Linked DNA regions of Homo sapiens: region 2 is linked to region 1. A link is an interaction called in ENCODE POLR2A ChIA-PET data of the cell type or tissue named here. Cell type or tissue: GM12878. All regions are shown on one strand. Links, peaks and the distances in the headings refer to the core of each region. The heading gives the core; the rest is flanking DNA. Region 1 overlaps ZNF263 (zinc finger protein 263). Region 2 has its middle 13 kb from the start of SLX4.

Region 1 (15,266 bases), core at 9,273-11,772:
CTATTTTTGCTTTTGGATGGGATGGTATGTAACTCCTCTTAGGCATAGATCTTGATCCTTTTTAAGTGAGAGAGAAAGATAAACAGATTTAATAATGAGCATCTGCCTAAGTCACTTGAATTTGTGTCTAAGTAGGTTCATTTCCTTAAAATCTCAGCCAGGTTGGGACTTCATTTCTTCAGCAGTAAATATTCTCAGTCTATCAGAACCAGTGGACAGTAGCGCCATCAGCATTAAGATTCTCATCACCTGGCCCAATGCTGAATATATAATTAGAATTTATTAAGTTGAATAAGTGAAGTTCTGCTAGCAGTGCTAAGCAGTGCCCTTGGATATCATTGACAGGCCTGATTCATAACACAGGAAGTTGGTTAAAGGGAAAAGGGATTCATGGGAAAAAGAGGCAGCAAGGCACAAATTGTGAATAGTGAATAAGAGGCACTGGTGATTTTCATTGTGTGAGGTTTGCTGCCATAGTGGCTTATCCTTTGAAGCCCACAAACATTCCTTGAGCCTTTCCTTTTGGTTTCACCTCCCCTTGCTTGGGCACTGTTTTAGAAATGATGACTGTGGCTGGGCGCAGTGGCTTACACCTGTAATCCCAGCACTTTGGGAGGCCTAGGTGGGTGGATCACTTGAGGTCAGGAGTTCGAGACCAGCCTGGCCAACATGGCAAAACCTTGTCTGTACTAAAAATATAAAAATTAGCGGGGCATGGTGGTGCGTGCCTGTAATCCCAGCTACTTAGGAGGCTGAGGCACGAGAATGGCCTGAACCCTGGAGGCAGAGGTTGCAGTGAGCCGAGATTGTGTCACTGCACTCCAGCCTGGGCGACAGAACCAGACCCCATCTCAAAAAAAAAAAAAAAAAAAAAAGACGACGGCACAGCTGAGAAGCATTGAAAGCAAATACATTAATTCTGAGACACCTACACAACTGTCATAGTGGCCTGAATATTTTTGCTAGGTGACTAGCTTGAGTTAATGGTGCTGCTATTGGCTAGCAAATACTTTTTTATTTTTCTATTTATAAGTGAAAGAGATAAACCAAGATTTATGTCTGAGTTATCACTTACTAACTGCCTTAATTATAGTTGCCTCATTTAGAAAGTTGCTTGATCGTAGCCTGCCATTGGCTCCACCCCCTAATTACTACCATATTCTCTTGTAATCTTCTCCATGCTCTATAACTCATAGTTGGCATTTCTTGCAATGAATGTTACAGGAAAACCAGTGGTCTGACTCTTCTGGGTTTTTAGATGAGAGACCTAAGAGAATTCTATGGGCCAGGTGTGGTGGCTCACGCCTGTAATCCCAGCACTTTGGGAGGCTGAGGCGGGCGGATCATGAGTTCAGAAGTTCGAGACCAGCCTGGCCAACATAGTGAAATCCTCTTTACCAAAAAAATACAAAAATTAGCCGGGTGTGGTGGCACACACCTGTAGTCCCAGCTACTCAGGAAGCTGAGGCAGGAGAATTGCTTGAACCCGGGAGGCAGAGGTTGTAGTGAGCCGAGATGGCGGCATCGCACTCCAGCCTGGGTGACAGAGCAAGACTCTGTCTCAAAAAAAAAAAGAGAGAGAATTCTATGTAGTTGAGGAATGAATGGGCCAGTCAGATTCTGCCCTAAAGAAGAGGAAGAATAACTGAGATACCAGCCATTTCCCTTATTTCTCTGACATACTTTTCTTTCTTCGTAGCACCTGGAATGGATAAAAGTGGCAGTTTTTGTTTCTTCCCATGAGGTTGTGTATCTGGACTGAGAACCAGGAAATTAATCTAGACTAAGACATTTCTAAGGACCTGGAATGGCTTTGGGGAGCACCAGGAGGACCCGAAAAGAGTATTTGAGGGCCTAGAGGGACAGAAGAGTTTGCCAGTAGGATTTATGAGAAACAATTGATCAGAAACAGCAGCAGAGAAACCTTTTAGATTTCTTCTGTGGAAAAGTTGAGTCTTGGTTCAAATTAAGTAAAATAAACACTGAAGAGAAATCAAAATCTCAAATATAAAAAGTATGTTACTTATAGTGTAAATTTAGGAAAACAAATGAAAGGACAGATCTTTAAAAATTTTTAACTATGGTGAAATATTTGTAAAACTTTTGGGCTCATCTCTGAGAATTGCTGTGATTCTGAAACTTGATAATATCTCAAATAGAGAACAGTTTCAGTGAAAAATAGCACTTGAGAATAAATCAGATGTTCCCAAGAAAGAAGATCTGAGAATGGTAAAGTGCCACTGACAAATAAATTATTTACATACTTACATATTACCTTGGCAAACACAAGAGACATTCAAGTTAAAGCACGGTGCTTGACAATACTATATTGAATGCAATAAAAGTTGGATTTCATTCATATGTACAACAAACTACTTTCTTCTTCACTTCAAGATTCGGTACAACTGTTCCTGAATTCCAACTCTCCATACATCCCAATGTCAGGGTCCCTGTAGCTCGGAGCCCTTATCCAGGTAGATGAACTGCTGCCCAGTGAACACTATGTACAAAGCAATTTGAGCACCATTCTCTTTTCTGGCAGTGAGGTAAAATCAGGTCTTTTTGGAAGGGGAGAAGCCACATTGCATCTCTGCTACACACAAGATTACTCTGTCATTGCCTTTGAGTCTTTCACGCTCCCTTCTTCTGAAGCATCAGTTTTTATGGAAACTTATCACACCTGTCTTGTGGGCACATCTTGCTCCATCCCTCCTCTCTTCATATTGTCCGTTTTCCGGTATTGAGTTAGGGAAAGTATGCAGGTATTCCTGTCATTCCTGACTGAGGCTGTTGTATCTGTCAAAAGAGAGGAGAGGTAGGGGGCATTCTGAAAAATGATCACTCATGGCTTGCAGGAGCAAGAGCCAGACAGGACTTTGCAACTGGCAGCTTTCTGAGTGCATAAGACCTCCACCTCTAGACTAGCTCTTCAGTCATGGTTAGCCCCTTCAGTCCATTATCCTCCAATACAATGCCCATGCCTTCTGGGGCTTTCAGCTAAGTTTTGTTTAAAAAATGTGGGTTTTTTTTTTGCCAATTCATTAAGGCTTTTCCCTTTGTTTTCTCCTGTTGGTGGTTCAGAGTTAAATTCAGTATGAATAAGAGAGGGAAATATACAACACTGAATTTGGAGGAGAAAATGAAGGTTCTAAGTAGAATTGAAGCTGGACGATCACTTAAAAGTGTAATGGATGAATTTGGAATCAGTAAGTCAACATTTTATGACATTAAAAAAAATAAGAAGTTAATTCTGGACTTTGTACTGAAGCAGGACATGCCATTAGTAGGGGCTGAGAAGAGAAAGAGGACAACGGGAGCCAAATATGGTGATGTAGATGATGCGGTCTACATGTGGTACCAACAGAAACGCTCAGCCGGTGTTCCGGTAAGAGGCGTGGAGCTTCAGGCTGCTGCAGAGAGATTTGCACGGTGTTTTGGGCGAACAGATTTCAAAGCTAGCACTGGTTGGCTTTTTAGATTTCGAAATCGGCATGCAATTGGGAACCGAAAAGGATGTGGGGAACAAGTCCTAAGTTCAGTTTCTGAAAATGTTGAGCCATTTCGACAAAAACTGTCCATGATAATCAAAGAGGAGAAACTGTGTCTAGCTCAGCTATACAGTGGGGATGAAACAGACCTCTTTTGGAAGTCAATGCCAGAAAATTCTCAGGCAAGTAGGAAAGATATCTGCCTACCAGGGAAGAAAATAAACAAAGAAAGGTTGTCTGCCTTTTTATGTGCAAATGCAGACGGAACTCATAAATTAAAGTCAATCATTATTGGAAAATCAAAACTGCCCAAAAGTGTGAAAGAGGACACAAGTACATTGCCTGTGATATATAAACCCAGTAAAGATGTTTGGTTCACCAGAGAATTGTTTTCAGAATGGTTTTTTCAAAACTTTGTTCCTGAGGTCCGACATTTTCAACTTAATGTTCTAAGATTTCATGACGAGGACGTCAGGGCATTGTTACTTCTGGACAGTTGCCCGGCTCATCCTTCCTCTGAATCCCTAACCAGTGAGGATGGTCGAATAAAATGTATGTTCTTCCCCCATAACACTTCAACCTTGATTCAACCAATGAATCAAGGTGTGATCTTGAGCTGCAAACGGCTGTATAGATGGAAGCAACTTGAAGAGAGTCTTGTAATATTTGAAGAAAGTGATGATGAGCAAGAGAAAGGAGATAAAGGAGTTTCCAAAATTAAAATCTACAATATAAAAAGTGCAATTTTTAACTGGGCAAAAAGTTGGGAAGAAGTAAAACAAATAACCATAGCAAATGCATGGGAAAATCTTCTTTACAAAAAGGAACCTGAATATGATTTTCAAGGCTTAGAACATGGGGATTATAGAGAAATTCTTGAAAAATGTGGGGAGTTGGAAACTAAGTTGGATGATGATAGGGTGTGGTTAAATGGAGATGAAGAAAAGGGTTGTCTCCTAAAAACCAAAGGTGGAATAACAAAGGAAGTTGTTCAAAAAGGAGGAGAAGCTGAGAAGCAGACTGCTGAATTTAAATTATCTGCTGTAAGAGAGAGTTTGGACTACCTTCTTGACTTTGTTGATGCCACACCTGAGTTTCAGAGATTCCACTTCACACTGAAAGAGATGCAACAAGAAATAGTCAAGAAACAGTTCCAGAGTAAAATCCATTCTAGAATTGGTAGCTTTTTGAAACCTAGGCCTCATAATATTAAGGACTCCTTCAGTGGGCCTTCAACTTCTGGTTCTAATCATTAGATTTTGTGTTTAAAGATTTCTGCCATTATATGATGTAGGCCAGCTGTGAATTGTCTTGTTTTAGCAACTGACATTATTTTGTATATCAGTGCCCATTTATATAATGGTTATAAAATTTACAGTTTGAAAATAATACATTTGTGTTTCTTTAAATTTATTTAAATTTGTGTTTCATAAATTCATTTTTTTAAATTTTACACAAGGATCTGAATAATGAAGTATTGTCCCAGATTATCTAAGGTGGAATGCCTTTGCGAAAAGCATTAGTTTGTAATCATATCGTATAACAAAGAAACTGTGCTGACTAGTTCTAGTTAGCTTTAAGATAAGGATAAATTAGGTTTTCAATTTAATGGTAAAACACACTCTGCTTTCTTAACTCTGTTACTACCTATTTAGTGTTTGTTTTCCTCTTACTGTGAAAGTAACATGCTGATTATAGGGAATATATAAAAAAAGATAAAAAGCACTCAATTCTATTGACTAATGATAACCTCAACACTTCGGTGTATACCATATATTTTTTAAATAGGCAGATTACATTGTAAATAAAACCTTATCTCTTACTGTCTTAACATATTTTATGGTTTGTTACTAATACGTTAGCATTTATTGAGTATATAGGATCGTATATATATGTTAGTCTTCATAATAATGACTTCCCTTTTCAAATACATAAGGAAACAGATTTAGAGAGATTAAGTAACTCGACAAAGGTCACATAAACTGGTAAACAGCAGAGGTGAGACTTAAATTCTGTTTAATGCCAAAGCTCAGGCTTTTAACCATCATACGGCACTATTTCTGAGAGTTTCCCTTAGGTCATTAAAATCTCTTAACCTCACATTTGATGGTTTTTTAATACTCCACCAGGGGATGTAACGTATCAGTTGAACTACCAGGTCAAATAGAATGAACTTTTGAAAAAGCTGCGATACACGCTGTTAAATTGCTTTCACATTCCCACCATTATTTTGAAAGTACTTCTCCCAATGCACCAATCCCAACATTGAATATTGTTAAGCTCTTAGTTTTTGCTAATTTTGTAACCAAAAGAATGGTATCTTTATGGTTGTTCCCTATTTAATATAAGGTGTCAGGTGAGTTGATATTTGCAAATAACAAGCTTTGTTTGGATAATTAGCTCTTATTGGCTTTCAGTGTTTCCTTTCTCATATATTATCTTCAAGAATCTGTTTCTGGCCGGGCGCGGTGGCTCACGGCTGTAATCCCAGCACTTTGGGAGGCCGAGGAGGGCAGATCACGAGGTCAGGAGATCGAGACCATCTTGGCTAACATGGTGAAACCCCGTTTCTACTAAAAATACAAAAAATTAGCCGGGCGCAGTGGCAGGCGCCTGTAGTCCCAGCTACTCGGGAGGCTGAGACAGGAAAATGGCGTGAACCTGGGAGGCGGAGCTTGCAGTGAGCCGAGATCGCGCCACTGCACTCCAGCCTGGGCGACAGAGCGAGACTCCGTCTCAAAAAAAAAAAAAAAAAAAAAAAAAAGAATCTGTTTCTGAGATGGGTATTCTGTTACACTGGTGAATACTAGGCAATTATAGTATAAAATTAGTGACTAAATACAGAACTACTGGGGTCCACTCTTGCTCTAGTACCTTGCCATTTTCATTACTGGCTAATATGAATTTCTCTTTTTTTTTTTTTTTTTGAGATGGAGTCTCGCTGTATCACCCAAGCTGGAGTGCAGTGGCACGATCTTGGCTCGCTGCAACCTCCACCTCCCAGGTTCAAGCAATTCTGCCTCAGCCTCCTGAGTAGCTGGGATTACAGGCGCGTGCCACCACACCTGACTTGTATTTTTAGTAGAGACGAGGTTTCACCATGTTTCTCAGGTTGGTCTTGAACTCCTGACCTCGTGATCCGCCTGCCTCAGCCTCCCAAAGTGCTGCGATTACGGGTGTGAGCCACTGCGCCCGGCCTGTGAATTTTAATGAAAAGCAAATGCCCACTTTCCATGTTTGAAAATATACAAGCTATTCTTACTATCTTAAGTCAACTTCAGCATAAAATTTATTCAAGCCTCCTCCAGACACCAACTCCCTCTGCGAATTTATTCCTAATTTAAGTAAAATTGGAAAGAATTTACATTACTTTTCTCTCCTTTCAAATTGTAAGTGCAGTTTTCATTTAATGGAGTTCTCATTTTTTTTATTGTTCCTAGGTAGGTTTGTTGTTGCTGTAAGTGGGTTCCTTTTTTATTAGTAGTGATTGCTGATATTTTCACCTTGTAAATTCAGTAGTTATCTTTTTTGTGCCTTATTTATTACCCAGAACTTGTAGAAAAAATATATCAACATTGCCACTGGGCATCCTTTTTACATTCAGTTTAGGCTTGATTTGTGCTTTCTTGCCTTATTCAGTCTGCAGCCTGGTGGAAGATGGGAGACCTTTAACATCAAGCAGCTTGACTTTTTCTTTTTTTAAGATTAGTCCATAATGACTGCAAGCTGGGGTTGGGTGAGGGCGAAGGTAGTAATTACTCTTTGCTTGATGTTTTGCCTCTTTTGAAAGACCTTCCAAGCCTGGGACAGGATGGATTGTGGAAGTGGAGGGGGATGGCAGATGAGGACTCTGGGCAGCTCTCTAGTTCCTTTTAGTTTGGGTCTTTGCATCAAACATCATCATTCTTTTTAGTGATAATAAATTCCTAGAGTGACCGAGAGTCACCCCAGTTTTCAAAAGTACTCATTGATTCTGGAAACTTCCTGTTAACTGTTTCATGTACTAGACAATAGCATGTTGTTGGAGATTCAGCTCTGAATAACCAAGAAAATGAATGAGAACAAACCACCATGGGATGTGTAAGGGCCGGAGCCAAAGTGAGCATAGGGAGGGCCTTTGAGACTTGGATAGCAGGGGAGGTGTCTGAGAGGACAGTGCGTGACTTTTGAGCTGGGTTTAAAGTTGTGAAGCAGGGGCTCAGTCTCTGCGGTGGGCACGTGTATCTCCCAGGCAAGCTGCAAGGTCCCTGGACCGTTGCCTTGGGGGCCTCTGGCGGAGAAGAGCAGGAAAGACAGGTCAAGGCTAGTGTCCCTGGGGGACATCCTACGAGATTTTAGACGGGTCTCGGCCCACGTAAGTCTTGACCGCTCCACCTCCTGGATCTCTCCTCTCCACTCTTCGTCCTCACTGCCCTGCCCTGGTCCAGGCTCCCTTCGCCTTCTGCGTTGACTCTGCCTCTTCAGTTGCCCTGCCTTCCTTTTCTGTCCCCTCTCCATTCTTGCCCGACCCTTATTCTCTTACCAGAAGAGAGCGAACTAAAACAAAAAGGGGAGCCTCGGGCTTCAGACACTTCGTGGGCCTCCCACTGTTTAAAGAAAGGCCTAGCCCCTAGGGCGGCCCCGCGCTTTCCTGGCGCCCGCTCGCACGCACCCCAGCTCGGCCCTCCGCGCCTCCCGCTAGACCGCGAGGGCCGACGGGGGAGTTTTAGAGGGTGCAGGTGCGCCACCGCCTCGAGTCTAGGAGAGGAAACCCCTGCGGCTGTGCGTGCGAGAACCACCATACACCGGAGCCACCATACACCGCCCGGGCGGGAACGCTGGAAGGGAGGGGAGGGGCGGTGACTTGGGCGGCTGGGGCGTGATCGTGGCCCCAGGGGTCTGGGCACAGGTCCCGGGACGGCCGCGGGAGGAGGACCGGCCAGAGGGCAGGGAAAGGCCGGGACCGGGCGCAGGGCGGCCTTCGCTTCTGGGGGCAGAGCCGACGCTGAGGGGAGCGGCAGCCCCGAGGCCCGGGGCGGCGGTTGGAGGAGGCTCGTGGGCCCGGCCGCGTGTGAGCCGATGCGGAGCAGGAGGCGTCTGCTTTGCCCAAGCCTGAAAAGGGAGTCTCTGGTTCTGCAAATCACTCCTGGGGATAGGAACTTCTCCGAGAAGTCCAGGCACTCACACTTGCGCCGGGTGCTGGGGCTGGACTCCTGCCGGGAGGCCCAGGAGAGCCGAGAACTCCCTCAAGGGCAGCAGCACCTCGGGAGTGGGGAACTGGCCTCCCTGAACGGAATGGAGGGCAAGCAATTCCTCATGATGTCCAAAAACATACGCTGGACTTCAGAACGATACTCCTTAATGTTTTTCTTTCCCGTTCTCGCTGCCTGGAGAAATACTACTCTCCTTGGAGCACGTTGGGGATGCTTGAGAGCCACCGGATTTCTGACAGAATCTTTTGAGACATTTAAGGTGTCTCTGTAAGCTAATTGAGAGCAATAACATTAACTGGGAGATCAGAATTTTTTTGTGATCTGAGTCATTTTTCCTCAACCATTTTGTCGTTGTTGAACTTAACCTAGATCATTCCCAGTGCCTCTTCACTGTACCACTCAGGCAAGGTCTAGCTGGTCTTATTAAAAAGTATATGATGGGAAGGAAATATTAACCGCCCTTTCAAGAACAGAAGTCAATAATTGGGAGTGCTTGCAAGCTAGACTGAAGAGTAAAAGAAAATATTTCAAATAAATAAATAAATAAATAAATGCATTTTGCTTGAATTCATCTAGCTATTCCTGAGTTCCTGACCTCCAAAATTAAGTCTCCTAGTGCTAAGAAATTTGCTAGTTGGTTTTCCTGTAACACACATTAAGACACTTTACGTGACTTAGTTGTTTCAAATGCTTGTGAAACACTTAGAAAAAATTACAAGTTTTAAAGCAGTGGTGATTTTGCACATTCCAAAGTAGTATCAGTTAATGTAATGAATCACTCTTCTTTAAAAAGTGCTGAGTCTAGGCGGGGCGCGGTGGCTCACGCCTGTAATCCCAGCACTTTGGGAGGCCGAGGCGGGCAGATCACGAGGTCAGGAGATCGAGACCATCCTGGCTAACATGGTGAAACCCGGTCTCTACTAAAAATAGAAAAAATTAGCCAGGCGTGGTGGCGGGCGCCTGTAGTCCCAGCTACTCGGGAGGCAGAGGCAGGAGAATGGCGTGAACCCGGGAGGCGAAGCTTGCAGTGAGCCGAGATCGTGCCACTGCACTCCAGCCTGGGTGACAGAGCGAGACTCCGTCTCAAACAAAACAAAACAAAAAAGTGCTGAGCCTAAAACCTGAAATTTCAGATTATGGTGCTGAGACCCAAAAGTTCTTTCATTACAGCCATCAAAACTTTTAAAGTGACTTCTGATGGATTTTTCTGAAAAATTCAGTGCTTTTAAAACATTCTTCCAGTCTGTGTCCCACCTCTGGCTTTGTTGTCATTGCTCCCCAGCCTGACGCTGCCAGGCCTTTTCACAGGGCTTAGATGTGGCACTGGTTCTCACCCACCAGCCTCCCTGCTGGTTTCATGTGCTACCTTTGCTAAGGATGTGTGGCTGCTGCTCAGGGTCACTCCACATCTCCCAAGACCTCTTTGCACCCATTTGGACTTAGAGGCTAGAGGTCCTTATTGTCCCAGGGTTAGTCTCCCTGTGACATAAAAGCCACTCAAACTGTTTTGGCTTCTTTTACAAGAGCCCTAGTGGGCAAAGTATTAATGTGAAAAAGCACTAACTTGGACATCTCTTGCAGTGACCTAGTTCTCACACTGCTATAAAGATACAGAGACTGCGTAATTTACAAACAAAAGAGGTTTAATTGACTCAGTTCTGTGTGGCTGGGGAGGCCTCAAGAAACTTACAATTATGGCGGAAGGCAAAGGGGAAGTAGGTACCTTCTTCACAAGGTGGCAAGAGAGAACAAGCAAGCACGCAAGTGAAGGGGGAACTGTTACACTTTTAAAACCATCAGCTCTCGGGAGAATTCAGTATCAGGAGAACAGCATAGGGGAAAACCGTCCCCATGATGCAAGCACTTCCCACCAGGTCCCTCCCTTGACACATGGGGATAACAATTAGAGATGAGATTTGCGTGGGGACACAGAGCCGAACCGTATCAGACCTCATGGGGGCCTGCAGTAAGGGAATCAGACCTACTCTCTCAAACATGAGTACAAGGGAAGGAGATGTCATCAGTCCCTGAAATTCCTGCCAGTGTGGTCTTCAGTGACCTCAGTCAGTGTTAGATGCTTAGAAGGAAATCTTTTGGATCATCTGTCGACAGTTGGCACTTTCTTACATGCCAGGCATAGTGCTGCTTTATGTAGTTATTTTCTGTGATGTCATCTCATTAAAACAGGCCAAGAACAGCTAAGCATGTGAAGTTTACTAGAAGGGGAACTAGACTGAAGATTTGAGTGAAGCGTTCCAATGGAATGCCTTTTTATGGCAAATACCTGAGAGTCATTTCCCAGCTTCAAGCTGCAGTGTTCCAAGTATGAGCAGCACCAGTTGGACCACATCATAAGATCTGTGTGGGTGATGTTACCAAGGGAGGGAGAGTAGATGGAAGGGGCGCTTTCCAGTCTCTGTCCACATAAACTGCCATCTTAACCAGAGTGCTTTGTAGGAACACCAGCTTTACATTCCATCCAATTCATGACATCAGCAGCCTGGCTGGCCCTGCACTGCTCCACTGGAGTGTGGTCCTGCTCCTACCACTGTTGATCCTACTCTGATCTCTCTAATCCTAACCCTCCACTTCCCTGCCCTCAACCCCCACACCACCACTGCCCTCCTCCTGTGAACAAGCTGATTAAGAGGAAGTTACAGAAATGAGAAATAGTGAGATATTAAAAAACTGGCTCAGACAACCAAAGAAAAACACATACTAAACTGAGGCAGGGCTGAGAGAAGGATCAATGGAGCGCTGTTTCCATGACTTCAAGTTGCTATATCCATCAGCCTGTTCCCAAAGGACTGTTTCTTCATCTTTTTCACCCGAAGAACAGCTGGATACCTTCCTCCGGGGCTGTATCCTGAGGTGTTTTCCTGGCATCCGATTTCCTACTCTTAGAATACTCCCCCGTTTCCCACAGATACACACTACTAGAATTCCTATTTCTGATATGCCATTCTAAAATGCAATGCTAGTAATCCCAGCACTTTGAGAGGCCAAGATGGGAAGAAGGCTTGAGCTCGGGAACTCAAGACCAGCCTGGGCAAATAGTGAGACCCCACCTCTACCAAAAAATAAATATAATGCTTTCCCTTAATAATTGCGCCATCTCCTATATCTTCCTACCATTAATAATCAATAACTCAGTTATACTGGGACCATCTTAACTTCCACCCTGGAAATCAGTTGCAAGACCAAAATATCCTGTTCTCTAAGAGTCAGATCTTCCTCAGCTACTGAGTAAGAATGTAAACATTCTAAACAAAGAATTGAAAACATTTTTACTGCTATAGACCACAGAAGGAAAGAATACTTTCTAGAGACCCTATGACAGCATCACCCCAGCAGCCATTTGGCTTGACCCTTTGTTACCACATGGCAGTCCCAGCCTGGAGGCTGCCAGGCCCTCACCTGCCTCTGCCTGTCTGCTGCCTCCTTTGTCAGCATCTTCCTGACCAACCCAGTAAGTCTATGAGAAAGCAGGGCCTCTGACCAAGGCAGAGGGGAGACAGATCAACACTCGGGGGTCTAGACAGAGGCTTTCATTGAAGACTCACAGACATTTATGTTTCCTGAAGATATTTATTCCCATCCAAACATTTTCAACAGGGAAAGACACAATCCCCAATTTCCCCCTAGGATTCACATTTTCAATTTTCCAGGGAATCTCTCTTTCCTGGAATGCTCTCGTTCCTCTGGAGTCAGGAACAAGACTCCAGAGCTGTTTATTTTTCTCACACAGGTGGGGGGAATCTCATTCTCCACAAAGGGTTATCAGACACCTACTTCCTCTGCCAATTCCTGGGCTGACCTGCAAATTCCACCTTATTATTGCCCTTGGGCCTCTGGTTCCTTTTTGTCTGAGGTCATATTTACATGTGTAATCTGCCAATGGGCACTCCTGTTAGGCCATCGTAGGGCACGTGGTGGCTTGATCTGGACTGCCCATGGCTTCCCAACTGGGGCCTTCGGGACAGCTGCAACTCACAACCAGTCTTTTGTTGACCTTCAGCTGATTTCCCAGGGTACTTGGCCCCTCTTCTTTGGTCTCAGGGGCCCCGGAAGCCCAAATGCTCCTACTGAATGTCCCAAATGAGGAAGAAGTATCAAAAACATCACATGGATTCCCAAACTTGTTAAGGTAAACTGGACAGTCAGGTGCCCAAATCGCACCTTGGCTTTAAAAAGACCAAGAGGGTAGGAGCACCCTGGGGCAGGGTGGACTTAACAGAGAATTCCACCCTGAGGTCACCTCAGAGACTTGCCATCCTTTCTCATGCAGACAGAACTCCTTTTCAGTTTTATGCCAATCCTCTGCTGCCTCTGCACCTCCCTCACAATGAGCCCCCATTACCTGAAGAATGCAGAGGTCATTTGGTCGGCTGGGCAGGGAATACCAGCTCTTGCCAACAGGCTCCTCTGAATATGCCACCTCACCTGGGGCAAAGAGAAACCCCACTGTTACTAACCTGTGTGAGTTCTCTGATGACTCATAAGACGGGAACTCCGAGAGAAGCTTTCTCCACATTCAGAACATTTATAGGGTCTCTCTCCCGTATGCGTTCTCAGGTGGCGAATCCGATTGGAGCTGTGAGAGAAGCTGTCTCCGCACTCATGACAGGTATAGGGTTTTTCTCCTGTGTGGATTCTCTGGTGCCTGATTAAATTGGATCTATGAGAGAAGTTTTCCCCACAAAGGGTACATTTATACGGTTTCTCTCCTGTGTGTGTTCTCTGATGTCTGGTGAGGTGCATGCCCTGCCGGAAGCTTTTCCCACAAGTCAAACATTCAAAGAGCTTCTTCTCTGCCTTATGGGCTCCATGGTTTGTAAGAAAGGGGGTGCTGTCACTCACAGCTTCCCCACACTCAGAGAAGGGGTAAAGTCTCTCTCTCTCATGAGTTCTTTCGTGAATGACGAGGTGTGAACTCCGAGAGAAACTTTTCCCACACTCGGGACACTTATAAGGTCGCTCTCCAGTGTGAATTCTCTGGTGCCGAAGGAGGTTGGAACTGTGAGCAAAGATCTCCCCACACTCAGGGCACTTGTAGGGCTTCTCCCCAGTGTGCGTTCTCTGGTGCCTGTGGAGGTTGGAGTTGCAGGAGAAACATTTTCCGCAAATGTTGCACTGATAGGGCTTCTCACCCGTGTGGGTGCGTTGGTGGCGAGTCAGATGGGTGTTCTGACTGAAGCATTTCCCACATTCAAGGCACTTGTGGGCCTCCTCTCCCAGGTGTGCTCTGTGTAGTGACAGGAAACGTGGGTTCCCACCAAAGATTTCAGTGCAGTCCACACCCATACACAGTCTTTCAGCTGCATGTATTCTCTGGTGCCTAATTAGGTTTGAGTTGTTAGAGAAATTTTTGCCACACAAGGGACATAAATGGAGTTTCTTTGGCTGCAGTTCCTTCGGTCGCCCCAGTTCTCTGCCACTTGAGGCTCCTGCCAAGGCCTGCTCCATTCCACCCTCTGGGGGAGGCGCCCAATCCCCTTGCGACCGGTCATGAGGTCTTCCCAGCTCAGGACTCCAGGGCACCTCCCCTCGGGCCTGGTCAGGAAGCAGCACCTGAGGGTGGATGTTCTCAGAGCATACAGACGGAACACCTTCCAGGTTCTCAAATTTCTCTTCTCCTGGTAGAGAGAGAGAAACCAAACCCGTACATTATTTCTATGCTGGAGAAAAGAAAATCCCACCTGTCTGCCGCTGCCTGTTAGGTCAGCAGCCCAGAAGGGCTGCTTCTACCTCAGAATCCCATCCTCTCCTAAAGGTAAAGCACTCTGGAGAAGCATCAGGATAAAGGGTCGGGCCACTGGTCAAGGAATCAGAGCCGAGACCAGTCTTAGAATTTTCCTTTCCACCTGAGCCTCTCGATTCTGCCCTTCAGGAATGGGTGGGATGGAGCAGGGCTGAGAGTAGGGTGGGACAAGTAAGCTCAAGAATAAGGGCCTCCTTGAACTCTGCACCCTGGGTTCCTCACTTGCCTCACTGGGATGGAGAATGGCAGGGTCAAAGGACGTAATGTACCTCTCTAGCAGCTGTGCTGGGCCGGCCCTGCACCCAAATCCTCAAATGCCTTACTCTGCTGGGGGCGGTGGCTCACACTTGTAAATCCCAGCACTTTGGGAGGCCGAGGTGGGTGGATCACCTGAGGTCAGGGAGACCAGCCTGACCAATATGGAGAAACCCCGACTCTACTAAAAATACAAAAAATTAGCTGGGCGTGGTGGCGCATGCCTGTAATCCCAGCTACTCGGGAGGCTGAGGCAGGAGAACCGCTTGAACCTGGGAGGCGGAGCTTGCAGTGAGCCGAGATCGCACTGTTGCACTCCAGCCTGGGCAACAAGAGTGCCACTCCATCTCAAAACAAAACAAAACAAAACCAAAAAATGCCTCACTCTTAACTGCAAGAGCCTTGCTGCTTGCTGCGCAGGCCACTTGTCTTCATTCCTTACCTGGAGCTGGGCCTCTGGGGCTCAGGCCCTCCTTGCAGCTCTGGACACTGGGATCCCATAGCTTTCCTCCTTGTCCCACCTGGGTGCCTGGGACCTCCTGACTGGGAATGTGAGACTCTGTTCACAAT
Region 2 (15,266 bases), core at 8,410-10,909, 330 kb before region 1:
GTGAAACTCTCGTCTTTAAAAAAAAAAAAAAGAGAGAAAAAATTAAAGAGATGGAAAAAGACATAGCAGGAATCAAAAAGAAAGTCCCAGTGGCTATACTAATTTCAGGCAGAGCAGACTTCAGAGCAAGGAAAATTATCAGGGATAGAAAAAGGACATTACAAAATTATAAAGGAGTATTTCTCTAAGATGAGGTAACAAACCTTATGTGTATACGCCTAACAACAGAGCATCAAAATCCTCAAAGCAAAAACTAAGAACTGCAAGGAAAAGCAGATGAATTCACTATTATAGTTGGAAACTTCAACATCAATCTATCAAAGTGGACAGATCCAGCAGGCAGAAAATCAGTAAGGACATAATGAACTCAACAGCACCATCAAGCAACCAGACAGAATTGACATCTATAGAGCACTTCATCCAACAGCAGCAGGATACACATTCCTCTAAAGCTCACATGGAACATTCACCAAGATAGATCACATTCGGGTCCATAAAACACGCCTTAGCAGACTAATGCATTTAAACAATTATGAGTTTATGTTTTGGGACACACAGTATATAATAATGTAATTTTGTGACAACTGAAAGGGGTGGAGATGAAGCTATAAAGAAGCAGAATTTTTGCATGTTACTGAAATTACGCTGCTATAAATTCAAATTACAATGTTACACAAAATAAAATGAGAAAATAGTTAAACATGTTACTACAAAAAGAAAAAAGAAAACCTACAAAACTCCAGCTAAACACAAAAGAAGACAATAATGCAGGTAATTAGAGATTTTAAAATCCATGGCCGGGTACAGTGGCTCATGCCTGTAATCTCAGCACTTTGGGAGGCCGAGGTGGGTGGATCACCTGAGGTCAGGAGTTCAAGACCAGCCTGCCCAACACGGCAAAACCCCATCTCTACTAAAAACACAAAAATTAGCCGGGCATGGTAGTGCGTGCTTATAATCCCACTACTAGGGGGCTGAGGCAGGACGATCCCTTGAACCTGGGAGGTAGAGGTTGCAGTGACCTGAGATCATGCCACTGCACTCCAGCCTGGGCAACAGAGCGAGACTCCGTCTCAATTTAAAAACAAAACAAAACAAAAAAACCTATAAGGTGGCTGGGCACAGTGGCTCACACCTGTAATCTCAGCACTTTGGGAGGCCGAGGCAGGTGGATCACCTGAGGTTAGTAGTTCGAGACCAGCCTGACCAATATGGTGAAACCCTTTCTCTACTAAAAATACAAAAATTAGCTGGGTGTGGTGGGGGGCACTTGTAGTCCCAGCTACTAGGGAGGCTGAGGCAGGAAAATTCCTTGAATCTGGGAGGCAGAGGTTGGTTGCAGTGAGTCAAGATTGCCACTGCACTCCAGTCTGGGCAACAGACCAAGACTCTGTCTCAAAAACAAAACCAACAAAAAAACCCAAAAAATTAGCTGGGTGTGATGGCATGCGCCTGTAGTCCCAGCTACTTGGGAAGCTGAGGCAGGAGAATCGCTTGAACTCAGGAGGCGGAGGTTGCAGTGAGCCAAGATTGCACCACTGCACTCCAGCCTGGGTGACAGCAAAACTCCATCTCTAAAAAAATAAATAAATAAAATCCTATAAGGTATATAGAAAAGAAACAGCAAAATGACATAAGTCTTTCCTGATCAGTAACTAAGTGTAAATTGATTAAACTCTCCAATCAGAAGACAGAGATTGGCAACGTGGAAAAAAACTACATTACCCAATTATATGCCATCTATAAGAAACTTACTTTTTTATTTTTACTTTTATTTTTAGAGAGACAGGGTCTCTCTATGTTGCTCAGGCTAGATTTGAACTCCTGGGCTTAAGCAATCCTCCTGCCTCATCCTCCCAAGTAACTGGGACTACAAAAAAGAATCACTTTAGATCCAAAGACACAACTAGATTGAAAGTCAAAGGATGGAAAAACATATTCCATGCAAACACTAACCAAAAGAGAGCAGGGCTCTATTACTATAAGACAAAAGAGACTTTAAATTTAAAAAAAAGATTAAAAAAGGACATTATATAAAGGTTCAATACAGCAAGAAGATAAAATTATAAACAGATTACAACTAATAACAGACCATCAAAATATATAAAGCAAAACTGACAGAATTGAAGGGAGAAATAGCCAGAAACAGTGGCTCATGCCCGTAATCCCAGACTTTGGGAGACTGAGGTGGGCAGATGTCTGAGCTTTGGAGTTCAAGGCCAACCTGGGCAACATGGAGAAAACCTGTCTCTACAAAAAAGTACAAAAATTAGCCAGGTGTGGTGGCGTGTGCCTGTGGTCCCAGCTACTTGGGGCGCCAAGGTGGGAAGATCGTTTTGAGCCTGGGAGGTCGAGGCTGCAGCGAGCTGTGATCACGCAACTGCACTCCAGTCTGGGTAACAAAGTGAGACCCCGTCTCAAAAACAACAACAACAAAAACAACAAAAAACAAAACAACAACAAACACACACACACACACACACAACAAAAAACAAACAAGGGCTGGGCGTGGTGGCTCACGCCTGCAAGCCAGCACTTTGGGAGGCCGAGGTGGGCAGATCACCTGCGGTTAGGATTTTGAGACCAGTCTGGCCAACATGGTAAAATCTCATCTCCACTAAAATAAAAATACAAAAATTAGCCGCGCATGGTGGCGGGTGCCTGTAGCCCCAGCTACTTGGGAGGCTGAAGCAGGAGAATCGCTTGAACCCAGGAAGCAGAGGTTGCAGTGAGCCAAGATTGTGCCACTACACTCCAGCCTGGATAACAGAGCAAGACTCTGTTTTAAAAACAAAAAAACAAATTAAAAAACCCCTACCAAGACTAAATCACAAACAGAAAAGCTGAAGAGACCTGTAACTAGTAAGCAGATTTAATCAGTAATCAAAAATCTCCTAAGAAAAGTCCTGGACCTGAAGGCTTCACTGATTAATTCTACCAAACATTTAAACAACAACTAGTAGTACCAACCCTTCTCAAAACTTTTCCAAAAAAGTGGAGAGTAAGAAATACTTCCTAAATCATTCTAACAGGCCAGTATTACCCTCATATCAGAACCAGGCATTCAATAAAATAAAACCACAGACTAATATCCCTTATGCACAATGATGCAAAAATCCTCTACAAATACTAGCAAACTGAATTCAGTAGCATTTTAGAAGGATTATACACCACAAACAAGTGGGATTTACTCCTGAAATGCATGGATGGTCCAACCTACAAAATTCAATGTAACATACCACATTAATGGAATAATGGGAAACATATCACATCATCTCAATTGCTGCAGCAAAGGCATGTGACAAAATGTAACACCCTCTCAAAATGAAAACATTCAACAAACTAAACGTACAAGGGAAATATCTCAACATAAAGCCATATTTGAAAAACCTACATTGTTAAACCCGAGAAAGCTTATTACAATTTTTTTTTTTTTTTTTTTTTTTGAGACTTAGTCTTGCTCTGTCGCCCAGGCTGGAGTGCAGTGGCGCAATCTCGGCTCACTGCAACCTCCGCCTCCAGGGTTTAAGCAATTCTTCTGCCTCAGCTTCCCAAGTAGCTGGGATTACAGGCGCCCACCATCACACCCGGCAAATGTTTGTATTTTTAGTAGAGACAGGGTTTCACTATGTTGGCCAGGCTAGTCTCAAACTCCTGACCTCAAGTGATCCGCCCGCCTCGGCTTCCCAAAGTGCTGGGATTACCGGCGTGAGCCACTGCGCCCAGCCTAAAAGTTTTTAAAGAAAAAAAAAAAAACAGAGCCAGGCACGGTGGCTCACGCCTGTAATCCCAGCACTTTGGGAAGCTGAGGCGGGCGGATCACGAGGTCAGGAGATCGAGACCATCCTGGCTAACACGGTGAAACCCCGTCTCTACTAAAAATACAAAAAAATTAGCCGGGCGTGGTGGCGGGCGCCTATAGTCCCAGCTATTCGGGAGCCTGAGGCAGAAGAATGGCGTGAACCCGGGAGGCGGAGGTTTGCAATGAGCCGAGATTGCGCCACTGCACTCCAGCCTGGGCGACACAGCGAGATTCCATCTCAAAAAAAAAAGAAAGAAAAAAACAGAAATGCACATTGAATGAACATCATACTCAATAGTGAATGACTAAAAAATTTTCTTCTAAGATGAGAACATTCACCTTTACCACTACTATTTAACCTAGTACTGGAAGTTCTAGCCATAGCAATTAAGAAAAAAATATATATCCAAATTGGAAAGAAAAAAGTAAAATTAATTCACAGATTTAATATGATATGTAAAAAACTAGGCCTAAACATTACACACAAAAAATAATTACAATAACAGAATCAGCAAAGCAGCAGGATACAAAGTCAGCACACAAAAATCATTTGCATTTCTATATACTAACACTGAACAATTTGAAAAGGAAATTATAAAAACAATTCCACTTACAATAGCATTAAAAAGAATAAAATACCTAGGACTTTTAACCAAGGAGGTAAAAGATTCATACAATGAAAACTACAAAACATCGCTGAAAGAAATTAATGAAGATATAAGTAAGGAAAAACATCACACTTTCATGGGTTGGACGATATTGTTAAGACAAGATATCTTAATATTGTTAAGATGTCAATACTCCCAAAAGTGAGCTACTGATTCATATGTAAACTGAAGCAAAATCCCAATGACTTTTTTTTTTTTTTTTTTTTTTTTGCAGAAATAGAAAATACATGCTGAAATTCATATGGAATCTCCACGGACCCCAGATAGCCAACACCATGTTGAAAAAGAAAAACAGATTCAGGATTCACACTTCCTGATTTCAAAACTTACTAACAAACTGCAGTAATCACAACAATGTGGTACTGGCAGGAAGACAGACATACAGACTATTGGAATAGAGTTGACAGCCCAGAAATAAATCCTGGCATATATGGTCAAATGATTTTGACAAGGATGCCAAGACCATTCAACGGGGAAAAGATAGTCTTTTTAATAAATGTTGCTGAGAAAACTGGATATCCACATGCAAAAGAACATGGATATCATATCAAAGTCATAGGAAACAAAAGAAAACACAGACAAGCCAGGTGCACTGGCTCATGTAACACTTTGGGAGACTGAGGTGGAAGGATCACTTGAGCCCAGGAGTTCCAGACGGGCCTGAGCAACATAGTGAGGCCTTGTCTCTATAAAAAAATAAAAAATAAAATTACCCAGCCATGGTGGCACACACCCATAGTCCCATACTCGGGAGGCTTAGGTGGGAGGATGGCTTGAGCTAGAGTTCAATGCTGCAGTGAGCCGTGATCATGCCACTGCACTCCAGCCAGGGTGACAGAGCAAGACCACCCTGTCTAAAAAAAAAAAAAAAAGGATATGTCATGCAAACACTAATCAAAAGACAGCTGGACTGGCTATATTAATGTCAAACAAGCAAAGTAGACTTCATAGCAAAGAAAATTACCAGTGATAAAGAGGGCTGGGTGCAGTGGCTCACGCCTGTAGTCTCAGCACTTGGCCAACATGGGAGGATCACTTGAGGCTAGGAGTTTCAGACCAGCATGGGCAACATAGGGAGACCCTGTCTCTACCAAAAAAAAAAAAAAAATTTAAATAAGCATGGTGGCATGTGCCTGTGGTCCCAGCTCCTCAGAAGACGGAGGCAGGAGAATCACTGGAGCTCAGGAGTTCAAAGCTGCAGTGAGTTTTGATCACATCACCGTGCTCCAGCCTGGGTGACATAGCAAGACCCTGTCTCTAAAAAACATAAAATAAAATAAATAAAAGAGGGCTATTACATAATGATAAAAAAGGTCAATTCATCAAGACAGCATAATCCTAAGTGCATACGCATCTAACAAAAGAGATTCAAAATAAATGAAACAAAAACTGACAAATGAAGAACAGACAAATCCACTATCAGAGCTGGAGACTTCAACACTTCTCAATACATAGAACCAGTAGACAGAAAATCAGCAACCTGAACACCATCATCAACCAACTGGATCTAACTGACATCTAGAGGACACTCCACCTAACAACAGAGAAATATATAGTGTTTTCAAGTGTTCAAGCTTGGAGCACTCAAGATGGACTATATTCTAAGCCATAAAAGTCACAAAACAAATTTTTAAAAATTGAAATCATATAAAGTATGATCTCTGACCATAATGGAATTAAACTAGAAACCAGTAACAGAAAAATGAGGGAACTCTCCAAACACTTGATATTAAGCAACATACTTCTAAATAACCATGGCTCAAACAGGAAGTCCTTACCACACTAGCTATTGTCTAGCAGTTATCTTCATTTTGTTCATGCTGCTGAGTTTAGTGATCACTCACTGTGGTTTAATTTGCATTTTCTTTGACTAAATAAGTTGAACACTTCTTCATATACCTGTTGGCCACTCAAGTCTCTTGCCTGTTTTTCTATTTTTTTTTTTTTAGGATTTCTTTAGATATTAATCCTTTGTCATTGTGCATATGATACTAGTCCCGTGCACATCACACACATCTTCTAGTCTGTGGTATCTTTACACCCTTTTTGAGATAGAGTCTTGCTCTGCTGCCCAGGCTGGAGTACAGTGGCAGAATCACGGCTCACTATAGCCTTGGCTTCTCAGGCTCAAGTGATCTTCCCACCTCAGCTTCCAGAGTAGCTGGGACTACAGGCGCATGCCCTGACACCCGGCTAATTTTTAAATTGTTTGTTCAGACAGGGTCCCACTATTTTGCTCAGTCTGATCTCAAACTCCTGGGCTAAAGCGATCCTTCTGCCTCGGCCTCCTGAAGTGTTGGGATTACAGGCATGAGCCACCATGCACAGCCCTTTACACCCTCTTAATGGTGCCTTATAAAGGTTCTTAATTTTAATGTCACATAATTTGTCACTTCTTTATGGTTAGTGGTTTGTGTCCCTGTTTAAGAATTTTTTGCCTACCCCAAAGTCATGAAGATTCCCTCCTATGCCTTTTTTAGCACCTTTATTCTATATTGGCCGTTTCATTTATTTATTTATTTTTTGACACAGGGTCTTGCTCTGTTGCCCAGGCTGGAGTGCAGAAAGGCGATTATGATTCACTGCAGCCTCGACCTCCTGGGCTCAAGCGATCCCATTTCAGCCTACTGAATAGCTGGGAGTAGAGGCATGTGCTACCATGCTGGCTAATTTTATTTAAACAATTTTTTTTTTGCAGCGATGGGTCTCACTACACAGCCCAGGCTGGCCTTGAACCATGGGCTCAGGCAATTCTCCCTTCTCAGTCTCCCAAGTTTCAGAGACTACAAGAATATAACATCATGCCTAGCCCCATTAGTTTGTTTTATTGTTTTTTGTTTTGGAGACAGAGTCTCACTCTGTTGCCCAGGCTGGAATGCAGTGGTACGATCTCGGCTCACTGTAACCCCTGCCTCCAGGGCTCAAGCAATTCTCCTGCCTCAGCCTCCCAAGTAGCTGGGATTACAGGCATGCACCACCACACCTGGCTAACTTTTGTATTTTAGTAGAGACGGGGTTTCACCATGTTGGCCAGGCTGGTCTTGAACTCCCAACCTCAGGTGATCCGCCCGCCTAGGCCTCCCAAAGTGCTGGGATTACAGGAGTGAGCCACTGCCCCCGGCCCCCATTAAGTTTTAATAAGAAAAACTGCAGGCTGGGCATGATGGCTCACACCTGTAATCTCAGACTGTGAGAGGCTGGGGCAAGCAAATCACTTGAGCCCAGTTCGAGACGAGCCTGGGCAACATGGCAAAACCCTATCTCTACTAAAAATAAAAAATAAAATAAAAAATTAGCCAGGTGTGCTGGAAGAAACCTATATTCTCAGCTACAGAAATAGAATACAGGCTGAGGTGGGAGGACTGTTTGAGCCTGGGAGGCAGAGGATGCAGTGACCCAAGTTCCCACTACTGCACTCCAGCCTGGGTGACGACAAAGTAAGACTCCATCTCAAAAAACAAGAAAAGAAAAATTGATTGCAAAAAAATTGTTACACAATGTTTGCTGGTTTGGGCCACCACTGGGAATGGCTTTGCCTGTCTAGATGTTCGGATGCTGAGCACAGTCCACCCAGTTGGACTGCTCCAGGTATAGTACACAGTGGCTGCTAGATTCAGGGTCTTATGGGAACAGCTTCAGCCACTGTGAACTCAGCCAGGGGCGGCAAGGGCATTCTGAAGGTTTAGAGCTCGGCATAAGGGACGCTAACCCAGTGCCTAGAGCACCACCAGGTGCCTTACGCAGCTGGCCAATAACAATTTTAATGTAAAAATAAAAACTCTAGAAGAAAACATGCAGAAAATTACTTTATAATCTCAAAGTAGAGAAGACCTTGCTAACCAAGGACACAAAAGCCACTAACCTTTTTTTTTTTTTTTTGAGACAGAGTCTCACTCTGTCGCCCAGGCTGGAATGCAGTGGCACAGTCTAAGGTCACTGAAACCTCTGCCTCCCGGGTTCAAGCGATTCTCCTGCCTCAGCTTCCTGGGATTACAGGCGTGCACTACCGCGCCCAGCTGATTTTTGTATTTTTAGTAGAGACGGGGTTTCACCATGTTGGCCAGGCTGGTCTTGCACTCAAGTGATCCGCCTGCCTTAGCCTCCCAAAGTGCTGGGATTACAGGTAGTGAGCCACCGCACCTGGCCTCCATACTGTTTTCTATATAGAGGTTATAGTAATTTACAGTCCCATTAACAGCATATAAGCATTTCCTTTTCTGTGCATCCATGCCAACATCTGTTGTTTTTTGACTTTTTAATAATAGCCATTCTGACCAGTGTAAGATGATATCTCACTGTGGTTTTGATTTGCATTTCTCTGATGATTACTGATGTGAGCACTTTTTCATGTTTCTTTGCCGCTTGTATGTCTTCACTTGAGAAGTATGTGTTCTTGTCCTTTGCCTACTTTCTCTCTAATTCCTGGCCTCAAGTGATCCTCCTGCCTCAGCATCCCAAAGTCCTGGGATTACAGGTGTTAGCCACCACGCCCAGCCTTTGCTCACTTACTAATGGGTTTTTTTTTCTTGTTGAGATCCTTGGAGATACTACGTATTAGTCCTTTGCCAGAGGCTTAATTTGCAAATATTTTCTCCCATTCTATAGGTTGTCTATTTACTCTGTTATTTCTTTTGCTGTGTAGAAGTGTTTTCATTTAATTAAGTCCCATTTGCCTATTTTTCTTCTTGTTGCATTTGCTTTTGAGGTCTTAGTCATATATTCTTTGCCTAGGCTAATATCCAGAAGAGTTTTTCCTAGGGTTTCTTCTAAGATCTTTAGAGTTTCAGGTCTTATGTTTAAGTCTTTGAGTTAATTTTTGTATGCGGTGAGAGATAGAGGTACGGTTTCATTTTTCTATATATGGTTAGCCAATTTTCCCAGCGCTATTTATTGAATAGCGTGTCCTTCCCCCACTGCATATTTGTCAACTTTATTGAAGATCAGTTGGTTGCAGGCAAGTGGCATTACTTCTGGGTTCTCTATTCTGTCCCACTGATCTATGGTACAAAAATATGTACAAGTACCATGCTGTTTTAGTTACTGCATGAGTAGCTAGGACCACAGGTGTGCACCACCATGCCCAGCTAATTTTTTTGGGGGGACGTGGGGGGCAGGTACATTAGAGATGGAGTCTTACTATGTTGCCGAGGCTGGTCTCAAGCTCTCAAGAAATCCTTTCCCCTCACTCTCCCAAAAGAGGCCTTGTAGTATAATTTCAAGTCAGGTAATGTGATGCCTCCAGCTTTGAAGAACCTTTGTTCATTACAAGGCATCATTAAGAGAACGTAAAGGTGAGTCAAACACTGGAAGAAGGTATGTGCATACAAGAAAAGTTATTTTACTACAAAAAACTGTAAAGCTCTACATGGAAAAAATTTTATTAAAAGTCAAAGCCAAGCCAGGTACAGTAGCACATAGGTGTAGTCCCAGCTACGTGGGAGGCTGAAGTAGGGGGATCACTTGAGCCCAGGAGTTCAAGTCTAGCCTGGGCAACATGGTGAGACTCCACCTCAAAAAAGAAAAAAAATTTTTTTAAGTCAAATGATAAAAACTGGTAAAAACTATCTGTAACATTGTAACACTATATCCATTTCCACAATATAGAGTTCTTACAAATCAATAGGAAAAAGATTAATCACATAATCTTACAAACCAATAGGAAAAAGATTAATCACACAATCTAAAAGAATGCAAAGCCCACAAACATAAGGTCATAGGTAAACAAGTAGCTTTTAATCACGTGAAGAAAATACTCGTTTCCTCAATGAAAGAAATGTAAAGTAAAGCTACAAGACACCAATTTTTAACCGCTGAAATAGTAAAAGACAAAATGTTTCATGATATATTCTGTGAGTGTGTGGATATGAGTAAAAAGACATTCATTGTTAACGGAATGGAAACTGATTCAGCCTCCGTTTTTTTTTTTTTTTTTTTCAGTCTTGCTCTGTCACCTAGGCTGGAGTACAGTGGTGTGATCTTGGCTCACTGCAACCTCCACCTTCCGGGTTCAAGCGATTCTCCTGCCTCAGTCTCTGGAGTAGCTGGAATTACAGGGGTGCGCCACCATGCCCAGCTAATGTTATATTTTTAGTAAAGACGGGGTTTCAACATGTTGGCCACGCTGTTCTTAAACTCCTGACCTCAAGTGATCCACCTGCCTCGGTCTCCCAAAGTACTGGCATTACAGGCATGAGCCACCACGCCTGGCCAATTTGGCTTCTTTAGAAGGTAACTGGGTAACACCCCAAAACACTCTGATTTACCCATATCCTTTGACCCAGCAATTCCACTTATGTTACAGGAATATCCTACAAATATATGTGCAAATCTGCATAAAAGTATATACAAGTATGTTCAATGCACCATTAGCCATTGTAGAAGGAAATGAAAGCCATCTAATGTCCCTTGATAGGTGATACAATGAAGTATGAATGTATCCAAATGATGACATATAATGCAACTGCTAAACAAAATGATAGATTTATATGTAATAAGGAAAAATCTCCAAGACAGTTCATTAAGTTGCAAAAACGAGGTTCAGAACAATGGGTAAAATGTGCTACCGTTTATTTACATTGGGGAAAAGCAGGGATATATATTTATATTTGTATGTGCACAGAATTATCTGGAATATTTCAAGAAGCCTCTGATGAGGGAGTTTGGAGGTCAGGGGGCCAGAAGTAGGAGGGAATTTTTGTACCCTTCTGAAGCTCCTGGACAAAAAAAATTAACAATGTACAGGTATTCTTTTCTAAAACAGGTAAACCAGGCAAGAGCAATGGCTCATACCTGTAAACCCAGCACTTTTGGAGGCAGGAGGATCACCAGAGGCTAAGAGTTTAAGATCAGCCTGGGCAAGATAGCAAGACCCCATATCTACAAAAATTTTTAAAAGTCAGTTGGGTGTGGTGGCACACGCTTGTACTCTTGGCTACTCGGGATACTGAGGCAGGAGGATTGTCTGAGCCCAAGAGTTCGAGTCTATGCTCGTGCCACTGCATTCTAGCATGGATGACAGCAAAACCCTGTCTCTAAAAAAAATATAAAATAGGCCGGGCACAGTGGCTCACACCTGTAATCCCAGCACTTTGGGAGGCTGAGGCGGGTGGATCACGAGGTCAGGAGTTCAAGATCAGCCTGGTCAATATGGTGAAACCCCGTCTCTACTAAAAATACAAAAATTAACCAGGTGTGGTGCAGGCGCCTGTAATCCCAGCTACTCCGGAGGCTGAGGCAGGAGAATCGCTTGAACCTGGGGAGCGGAGGTTGCAGTGAGCCGGCATTGCGCCACTGCACTCCAGCCTGGGTGACAGAGTAAGACTCTGTCTCAAAATAAATAATAAACTTTTTAAAAAAAAAAATCAGGCAAACCAAACAAAACACACATACCCTTTAGCCTAGAAATCCTAGATTTAGGACTCCTTCCAAAAGAAATAAAAACACACACATACAGGTTATAAGTACAAAGACATTTATTGCATAATCTATAATGATAAAAACTATAAATATATCTTTATCAACAGGGGAATGTTTGATTAAATATGGAATATAATATGGCTTCCTATCTACTGACTTAGAGAAATGCTCATGATGCAATATGCATAGTATAATTACTTTTTTTTTTTTTTTGAGACAGGGTCTCACTCTGTCACCCAGGCTAAAGTAGAGTGGCATGATCACAGCTCACTGCAGCCTCGAAGTTACAGTGAGCTATGATCAGGCCACGCTGCACTCCAGCCTGGGTGACACACTGAGTACTCTGTCTCTAAATAAATAAATAAAAGGTTTCTTTACTAATTATACGAAGCCTTTTGATCTCTGAAATGCTTGTTACCCAGTCACGTGACTAAATGATGTGATGAATGATGTGACTCAATGAATGTAATGTGGTAAATATGACATGTAAACTTTTTAAAAGAAAAGCCATACACAGGCCTGGCGAGGTGGCTCATGCCTGTAATCCCAGCGCTTTGGGAAGCCGATGCGGGTGGATCACTTGAGGTCAGGAGTTCAACACCAGCCTGGCCAACATGGTGAAACCTCATCTCTACTAAAAATACAAAAATTGGCCAGGCGTGATGGCGCATGCCCGTAGTCCCAGCTACTCAGGAGGCTGAGGCAAGAGAATCACTTGAACCCCGGAGGCGGGGGTTGCAGTGAGGCGAGATTATGCCACTGCACTCCAGCCTAGGTGACAGAGCAAGACTCTGTCTCAAAAAAAAAAAAAAAAGAAAAGCCATACATATGAATTTTCGTTATATTTATAACCAATCTGCTGACTCGATGAAATATTTAGTAGAGCTGTAAATGGAAATTAGAATTTTTAAAAATACTGAGGGCCAGGCGTGGTGGCTCACACCTATAATCCCAGCACTTTGGGAGGCCAAGGCAGGAGAACCACTTGAGCCCAGGAATTTGAGATCATCCTGGGCAACATAGCAAGACCTGTGTCTACAAAAAAAATTTTTTTTTTAATTACCTACAGGCGGCCAGGCACAGTGGCTCATGCCTGTAATCCCAGCACTTTGGGAGGCCGAGGTGGGCAGATCACAAGGTCCGCAGATAGAGACCATCCTGGCTAACACGGTGAAACCCTGTCTCTACTAAAAATACAAAAATGGAGCTAGGCGTGGTGGCGGGAGCCTGTAGCCCCAGCTACTCGGGAGGCTGAGGCAGGAGAATGGCATGCAACTGGGAGGCAGAGCTTGCAGTAAGCTGAGATCACACCACTGCACTTCGGCCTGGGCGACAGAGCGAGACTCTGTCTCCAAAAAAAAATAAAAAATAAAAGAAAGAAAGAAAATTACCCACAGGCCAGGCATTGTGGCTCATGCCTGTAATCCCAGCACTTTGGGAGGCCAAGGTGGGCAGATCACTTGAGCGCAGGAGTTTGAGATCAGCCTGGGCAACATGGCAAAACCCTTTCTCTACTAAAAATACAAAAAATTAGCCAGGTGTGGTTTTACATGCCTGCAGTCCCAGCTACTAGGGAGGCTGAGGCAGGAGGATCACTTGAGCCTGGGATGTGGAGGTTGCAGTGAGCTGAGATTGCCCCACTGCACTCCATTCTGGATGATAGAGTGTAACCCCGTCTCAAAAAAAAAAAAATTACCCAGGGGCCCTTCTAGCTCTAGCTACAGGTAGGCTGAGTCAGGAAGATAAGGAAGTTGGGAAGATCAGAAAGATCACTTGATCCCTGGCAGTCTGAGGCTGCCATGAGTCATGATTGTGCCACTGTACTCGAGCCTGGGCAACAGAAATGAGACCTTGTCACTAAAAAAAAATTACAAAACGGAAATAAGCAAATGTTCAGTGTAACATGTATTCCATTCTATACTACATTTTGTTCATTCATGCACTGAAGGGCATTTAGACTGAATATGAGGTGTACACGTTTTTGTTTGAGCATTTCTTCTTTTTGACGGAGTTTCATTCTTGTTGCCCAGGCTGGAGTGCAATGGCACCATCTCAGCTCACCATAAACTCTGCCTCCCAGGTTCAAGTGATTCTCCTGCCTCAGCCTCCCGAGTAGTTGGGATTCAGGCACCCACCACCAAGCCCGGCTAATTTTTATAGTTTTAGTAGAGACGGGGTTTCACCATATTGGCCAAGCTGGTCTCAAACTCCTGACCAGAGGTAATCCGCCCGCCTTGGCCTCCCAAAGTGCTGGGATTACGGGCGTGAGCCACCGCGCCTGGCCCTTAAACACTTTTTCAATTTTTTGGGACATATCCTTAGAAGCGGAATTGCTGAATCATATGATGATTTTATCTTTAACTTGTTCAGGAACCTCAAACTGTTTCCCACAGCAGCTGTACCATTTTACATTCCCTCCAGCAATGTATCAGAGTTCTAACTTCCTTACATCCTCACCAATACTTTTTTTTTTTTTTTTTTAGGAAATGGCTGTCCTACTGGCCATGAAGTGGTATCTCACTGCAGTTTCAATTTGCACTTCTCTAACGATTCATGATGCTGATCATCTTTTCATGTGCTTGTTGGCACCTGCCACTCTTTGGAATGTCTATTCAAGTCCTATGTCCATTTTTTTTTTTTTTTTTTGGTCTTGGCTTCTTCACAGGACAAGTTCTACCATGCCCATTTTCTGAGTTGTCTTTTCATTGAGTTGTAAAAGTTCTTTCTATATTGTGCTACTAGAATGTCTTAGTCCATTTGGGCTGCTCTTACAAAATACCACAGACTGGGTAGCTAATAAACAACAGAAATTCTCACTGTTCTGGAGGCTGGGAAGTCCAAGATCAAGGTGTTGGCAGACTCTGTCTGGTGAAGGCCCACTTCCTCTAATGGCAGAAAGGGTAGGGGGTTTCTCTCTTGGGCCTCTTTTCTTTTTTTAAAAAAATTTTTGTAAAAATGGAGTCTCACCTTGCTGCCCAGGCTGGTCTCAAACTCCTGGGCCCAAGCAATCCTCCCGCCTCCGCCTTCCAAAGTGCTGGGATTACCGGCATGAGCCACCACACATGGCCACAAGGGCCTCCATCCTTATCCTTATGCACTAATCCCATCACCTTGCGGTTGAGGCCTTCACATATGAATTGGGTGGGGGGAGACATAAACATTTAGACAGCAGCATAGATTCTTATCAGGTATATGATTAACAAATATCTCCCATTCTGTGGGTTGTCTTCTCATTTTCTTGATAGTATACTTTTACACAAAAAAGTTTTTAATTTTGATTAAATCCAATTCATTATTTTTTGTTGTTTCTGCTTTTAGTGTCATATCTAGAGTCTACTGCCAACTCCAAGGTCATAAAGATTTACCCTTGTAGTATTCTT

The links. ChIA-PET counts read pairs that join two places held together with the same protein. Peaks named below come from ENCODE experiments on the same cell type or tissue, not always from the same donor. Only the 100,000 strongest peaks of a DNase experiment are listed, where the experiment ranks them.
Region 2: POLR2A ChIA-PET joins it to region 1 with 12 read pairs; 2 of 35 experiments call an interaction of 5 or more read pairs at or near these places.

What each region holds. Positions count from the first base shown.
Region 1 is chr16:3,288,443-3,303,708 of GRCh38, reverse strand. It overlaps ZNF263 (zinc finger protein 263), which reads right to left. Exons shown (of 6, transcript NM_005741.5): 5 at 15,139-15,255; 6 at 12,249-14,316. The coding sequence ends at 13,151. TIGD7 (tigger transposable element derived 7) reads left to right here. Exons shown (of 2, transcript NM_033208.4): 2 at 1,700-4,901. The coding sequence starts at 3,095. The coding sequence ends at 4,744. Among named protein-coding and RNA genes, the nearest start is that of TIGD7, 9.4 kb to the left of the region's middle. In GM12878, for the core only: no CTCF peak of the experiment used is centred there; no DNase peak of the experiment used is centred there.
Region 2 is chr16:3,617,352-3,632,617 of GRCh38, reverse strand. It overlaps a transcript of DNASE1 not described here. Among named protein-coding and RNA genes, the nearest start is that of SLX4, 13 kb to the right of the region's middle. RefSeq lists an enhancer at 6,525-6,624. In GM12878, for the core only: no CTCF peak of the experiment used is centred there; no DNase peak of the experiment used is centred there; H3K4me3 peaks cover 1,788 bases; H3K27ac peaks cover 1,552 bases.